Regions from separate parts of the Homo sapiens genome. Here region 1 is linked to region 2. Evidence: read pairs that join two places in POLR2A ChIA-PET (ENCODE). Cell type or tissue: PC-3. All regions are shown on one strand. Links, peaks and the distances in the headings refer to the core of each region. The heading gives the core; the rest is flanking DNA.

The links. ChIA-PET counts read pairs that join two places held together with the same protein. Peaks named below come from ENCODE experiments on the same cell type or tissue, not always from the same donor. Only the 100,000 strongest peaks of a DNase experiment are listed, where the experiment ranks them.
Region 1: POLR2A ChIA-PET joins it to region 2 with 15 read pairs; 3 of 35 experiments call an interaction of 5 or more read pairs at or near these places.

What each region holds. Positions count from the first base shown.
Region 1 is chr12:89,283,358-89,286,289 of GRCh38, reverse strand. No RefSeq gene overlaps it. Among named protein-coding and RNA genes, the nearest start is that of DUSP6, 68 kb to the left of the region's middle. In PC-3, for the core only: no CTCF peak of the experiment used is centred there; no DNase peak of the experiment used is centred there.
Region 2 is chr12:88,057,546-88,060,477 of GRCh38, reverse strand. It overlaps CEP290 (centrosomal protein 290), which reads left to right. Exons shown (of 54, transcript NM_025114.4): 48 at 458-580; 49 at 1,458-1,630. All of the region lies in intron 2 of LOC124902977 (a long non-coding RNA gene), which reads right to left. It also overlaps the pseudogene LOC100420011. Among named protein-coding and RNA genes, the nearest start is that of RLIG1, 23 kb to the right of the region's middle. In PC-3, for the core only: no CTCF peak of the experiment used is centred there; no DNase peak of the experiment used is centred there; H3K27ac peaks cover 505 bases.

The sequences.
Region 1 (2,932 bases), core at 306-2,805, 1.2 Mb before region 2:
ATTTCCTATTCTACTGTCCCAGAGGAGCTGGAGTCAAGGTTTATAGACTGAAAATAAGGGGAAAAGAGAGGCATACTGCCATGAAACAATTAATATATCATTTCAGAGAATGCCAGAACACACAGTTTCTACTGTTACTATGACTTACCAATTTTCTATTAATATATATTTTTATACCTACATGGTAGTGAAGGCTAAAAAACAGTAATGATAGTTTCAGTGGGAGCTGGATTTTCACCAAGGACATTTTTATTTAGCAAAAACAATAATGTTATAAGCTAAGTAGAAATTTCTACTTTTTTTGACTTCCAAGGAGAATTCTGATGGGGCTAGAGTAGTATCATGTATGTGCTTCCCAGATAAAGCATATCCAAGTAATTAAGAAAATGTATCTAATCTATGAAAAATAGATCTACAGGCCAGTGTAGGTTTAAATATTGGCTGGCTAAACAATTTCTTCCTCTTCCTTTTTTAAAGTTAATGTAGACACATGGAATAGGCAGTATACCTACACTCTAGAAGACATGAACTTCTGGACTACCCAACCAGAGTTTGATAGCTAAAAAGGACAGTAGAGATCCTCTAGTTTAATCTTTCCTTTGTACAGATGAAGCAGGATGTGATTATAAAAATTAATTGGGGTGATCAGATTCTATAAGTTTACAAGTGAGTTGAACTATGCAACCAGCGAAAATTGCATGTTGTAAAGTGTGGTTGCAGAAATTTTAATTTCCTGTCTTTTACTATAATAAATTAAGGTTACTTTTCTGAGTGTGATAAATATGAATGCGTGAATGAGAATCAGACCTTCTCATACAACATGTTATTTCACCACAAAATATCATCATATCATCGTGGCCATCTCTCCATCTACTTATTTATTTATTCAATAAATATGTGCTATATGCTAGACAATGTGTTGGTGGTGGTTAAGCCTGCAGAAGAAATAGTATAGATACAGTCTCTGTTCTCATGTGTGACATTTTTGATCAAAGGGGGGACACAGATCCTTATACAGTGTTCCATTGATTCTAAGGCACATATTTTCCCCCTATATTTTAATGTCTCTGACATCAGTATACATCCTAAAATTGAAAGAGTGTTATAGCTTTATTGACACCCCCTTTTTTCTTTTGGTGTGTCATATAGTGGCTTGTTTAACAATTGCTGGCATCTTCAATTCTATGTGATACTGAATATATGCATTATGGCAAATACTACTAAAAAAAGTGTTTTGAGAGAGACTAACAGGGGACCTGCTTTAACTAGTTGGTGTGGAAAGCCCTCTGGACAAGATGATGTGTAAGTTTGAAGAAAGAGAAGGCCCCGGTTGAGTGAAAGAGGTGACAAGAGCATGGTAGAAAGAGAAAATAGATTTTGTGCATGACTGTGTGGGGGACTGTTGGTCTGTCTGAGGAATAAATGGAAGGCCAGTGTTGCTGGACCATAGCGAGCAATAGGGCCTTTCAAGAAGCCCAATTCTTTTAGCTTCTTGCAAACATTTATTCTGGAAAGACCTTTTTCAGATCAGCTGTATTGAATGCATTTTTTTCTGTGTGTGTGTATCAGTCATGTATGATGGAGTAAAAGCCATCATTGGTCTGTCACTGCTTGGGAAAATCAGTCCAAATTTGACCTTTTTATTAAAATGATTTTTAACCTAAGTGTTAGGAATGCATGCAATTATAATTGAGCTGAGATACTTGGCTTTTTTTGGAATTATGTAACAAGGAAATCTTTTCTCCTATTTTGGCTTTATTCTTCTTTGATATCTTGCTATTTTAAACCAAGTACAATAGACCTTTTATAACTGAAACTCTTTAAGGTGAAGATTTATTGAAATTTTATGATTTTAACAGAAAAGTAATTTTGCTTGAAAACATACACATATAAGATAAAGTGTTAACAAAATGTGGTGGTTATGTTGCAGCAGCTGTAATTCACAGAAGCTCAATTGTGATGAGCAATACTCTTCTGTATAAAAATAAAAAGCAAAAAAGTAACAAATACAATGACATATAGATAAATATAAATATTTAAAAAATCCAAAGCTTTGAACATGGTTTGAATTTTTAAGTAGGGATACATATCCCCTGTAGCATGACTTAAAATTATTGGCAAATTGTTAACTGCTAATATCTCACGGATGAATAGCTACATATAGTCAAAGAGGAAAATCCATATTAATGAAGTTTTTTTTTTTTTTTTTTCGAGATGGAGTCTCGCTTTGTTGCCCAGGCTGGAGTGCAATGGAGTGATCTCAGCTCACTGCAACCCCTCTGCCTCCTGGGTTCAAATGATTCTCCTACCTCAGCCTCCCTAGTAGCTGGGACTATAGGCATGCGCCACCATGCCCAGCTAATTTTGTATTTTTAGTAGGGTGGGGTTTCACCAGGTTGGCCAGGCTGGTCTTGAACTCCTGCCTTCAAGTGATCTGCCTGCCTCGGCCTCCCAAAGTGCTAGGATTGCAGGCATGAACAACCATGCCAGGCCTTAATGAAGTTTTTATTGTAAAAAATTTTGTATCCTTCTCTAATATAAATTACATACGTTCTTCCTTTATGTGTAACCTAACAACCATTAGTTTATCTCAGGCACATTTTAATAGATGTCTAAAAACCTAAAGAAAAAATACTTTTTCAATAATCAGATTTAAGGAACATTTCTCAAAAAGAACCACAAAGTATTGTATTACTTATTATATTTTGAAGATTGATTTTGACTTTTTTTATACTACCAACAAGAACAAAATCTCCATTAAAATATGTGTAAAATATTTTTTCACCATCTTATCATTTTTTTCATGATTGTCTTCCAGTCATCTGTTTTGTGTTCCCATTTTACTTTGCTAAAGGTAATTTTATATAGGCTTTTCTGAATGATGCACCCACTTTAAAATCTGGGTGCATATTTGCATGAAAGCATTTACAGA
Region 2 (2,932 bases), core at 99-2,598:
TGCCATTCTCCTGCCTCAGCCTCCCCCAGTAGCTGGGACTACAGGTGCCCACCACCACGCCTGGCTAACTTTTCGTATTTTTAGTAGAGATGGGGTTTCACCATGTTAACCAGGACTGTCTCGATCTCCTGACCTCGTGATCCGCCCACTGCGGCCTCTGTGTCTCTTTGTGAAAATACAGATGCCCAAGCTCCCATCCCTGAAATTGATTTAATTATTTTAGGGTGGGTCCTGACACAGATATGTATGTTGTTGTTATTTTAAGTCATCAATTTATTCTAATATGTAGCCAACGTTGGGAACTTCGTTCTCACTAATATTCAAATGAAGACTTTAATTCTAATCATATCAAATATGGTTTCTAAAACTACTTTGAAGATTTATGAGTTTATAAGATTATCTTTTATTTCCTTGTTTTGATAATGTATACTTTTTATTTTGTTTGTTTTTTTACTAGGCTGAATTAGAAAAACTTAAAGCTCATCTTGGGCATCAGTTGAGCATGCACTATGAATCCAAGACCAAAGGCACAGAAAAAATTATTGCTGAAAATGAAAGGCTTCGTAAAGAACTTAAAAAAGTATGACTTTTATGACTGATTATAACTTTTGATTTTTATTTTACTTAATACCTCTTGGAAAAACTGGAAGTAGATCCTTGATGAGAGTGTCTGTAAAGGTAGATATTAAGAGATTGAGGAATTGTGTTTCTATGCCTGCTGTCATCACATTCCACCATGAAAAACATTGATAATAAAAGTTAATACATTTAGGCTGGGCACGGTGGCTCACGCCTGTAATCCCAGCACTTTGGGAGGCCAAGGCGGGTGGATCACGAGGTCAGGAGATCGAGACCATCCTGGCTAACACGGTGAAACCCCGTCTCTACTAAAAATACAAAAAATTAGCCGGGCGTGGTGGCGGGCGCCTGTAGTCCCAGCTACTCGGGAAGCTGAGGCAGGAGAATCGCTTGAACCCGGGAGGCAGAGGTTGCAGTGAGCCGAGATCGCACCACTACACTCCAGCCTGGGCAACAGAGCGAGACTCCATCTCAAACAAACAAAAAAAAGAAATGATCTACGTTGCTTACACATACCTTATGCTTATAGCTAGGTCTCGTAAGCATTAGGAAGTCAAAACAAAGAATCTTTTACATGTGTAAAGGTATAAACTATCCCATTTTTCTAAAAATATAGAGGAACAAAGTGTCAAATTTAAAGTAATCACTAGTAACTAAATATATTCCTCTGACCTCATTTTCGTGATCTGTTGTTCTAATTATTATTGGCCATATTGCTGCTTTAAAGGAGAGATGTTGAATTTGTTGAAATTTTAATCAGCATTTAGAGCCCCAGGTTATTTTTGTTTTCCAATTTGTAATGATAATTTTGAATACACTGAATCTATGAGAACAGTATTATGTTTTCTCATAAAATACTAATTAGCATTTAATGATAGGAAACTGATGCTGCAGAGAAATTACGGATAGCAAAGAATAATTTAGAGATATTAAATGAGAAGATGACAGTTCAACTAGAAGAGACTGGTAAGAGATTGCAGTTTGCAGAAAGCAGAGGTCCACAGCTTGAAGGTGCTGACAGTAAGAGCTGGAAATCCATTGTGGTTACAAGGTAGGAACAGAGTTTTAAACTTGTACAAAGTTTAATCATTTCAAATTTTGGCATTGTTTTAAAAGACAACACTATTCTGGATAACCTGGTTTCTTCCTGATGAACAGTTTGTTTGGTTGTTGTTTTAACATAATACTTTTTTTCTGTTGTAGTATTGTTGGAGACTTTTTCTTCCTTGAAATGTTTAACTTGTTTAACCTTGTTTGGGTGGCAGGGCATGGAACAGTGTAGAGCTGGGGCTGGGCGAAGGAGTTGGAGCTGTGTGTGCGTCATGAAGCTGTCATCAGCTATGAGCCTGGGCTGAGGCTGCTCAGCTTCTCCTGGGTGCTATTTTTCTCCAACTGCAGCTTCAGCTTCTTGATTGTATAATTTGCTTCCTCAAGTATGAGCCAGGAATAATTGAGCTGTCTTGTCACAATGTGTGGCATACTGGATCTAGGCTGTGCTGCAATGCTTTTAGAGTTATATCCTGGGCAACTTTCTCTTCAGATAGCCCCAAGAGATGAATTCAGCACCAGCTTTGATGTTTTACTAGCTTCTGCTTTCTGGTACTTGATTTTCTCCCACCCCGAACACATGGGATTCCAACCTGTGAAACTAATTTTTGTGGCTATGAAAGAGGTAGTGGTAGTTTATGAGTAAACATTCAGTCTGTTGCCACTATCATCATGTGTGGTTCATCATGACTGTGATGAGTAGGTAAAAGGCTCTTTGTGTCATTCTCATTTCCAATTTTAAGCAGCTGCTTCAAGGAGTCTGGAAGTCATTGACCAGTGGGATCCTGCCTGTGTCTTTTCCCATTAAAGCCATCCTGTATGAAGTGGTATCCTTTACCATCTAGCACATCTGCCGCCCCCATTTCAAAAGGCATACTCATCTTTATCTCAACATTCTCATACAGTTCCTTATGTCCATGCACCTCCAATGTCCCCTTTGATGTCTTTGAGGTTTTCATCTTCCATGTCTGCTATTTGGAATGGTCTTGATGGGAGGCAAGATAGTGATCACTACAACTAGGATGGGAGTCTTAGTACCGTGAGGCTACAGCAAGTCCCACAGAGGGCCTGCTGCACTGTACTTGCCTCTGTCAACCAAGTCTAAGGAGAAAGATTAAGCAGGCATATTAAAGGACAGCCCAGATGGACATGAAGTCCTGGAGGAGGCCTTGGTTCCTGTCCTAATACTAAACCTAGAGTACCCAGAATCCACACTTCTCCACTCTAGCTCTCACTTTTCCCATCTACACACTGGGAAAAATTATTCTGTCAGAAAGCCAGTGTCAAGGTGAGAACAAATAACAAA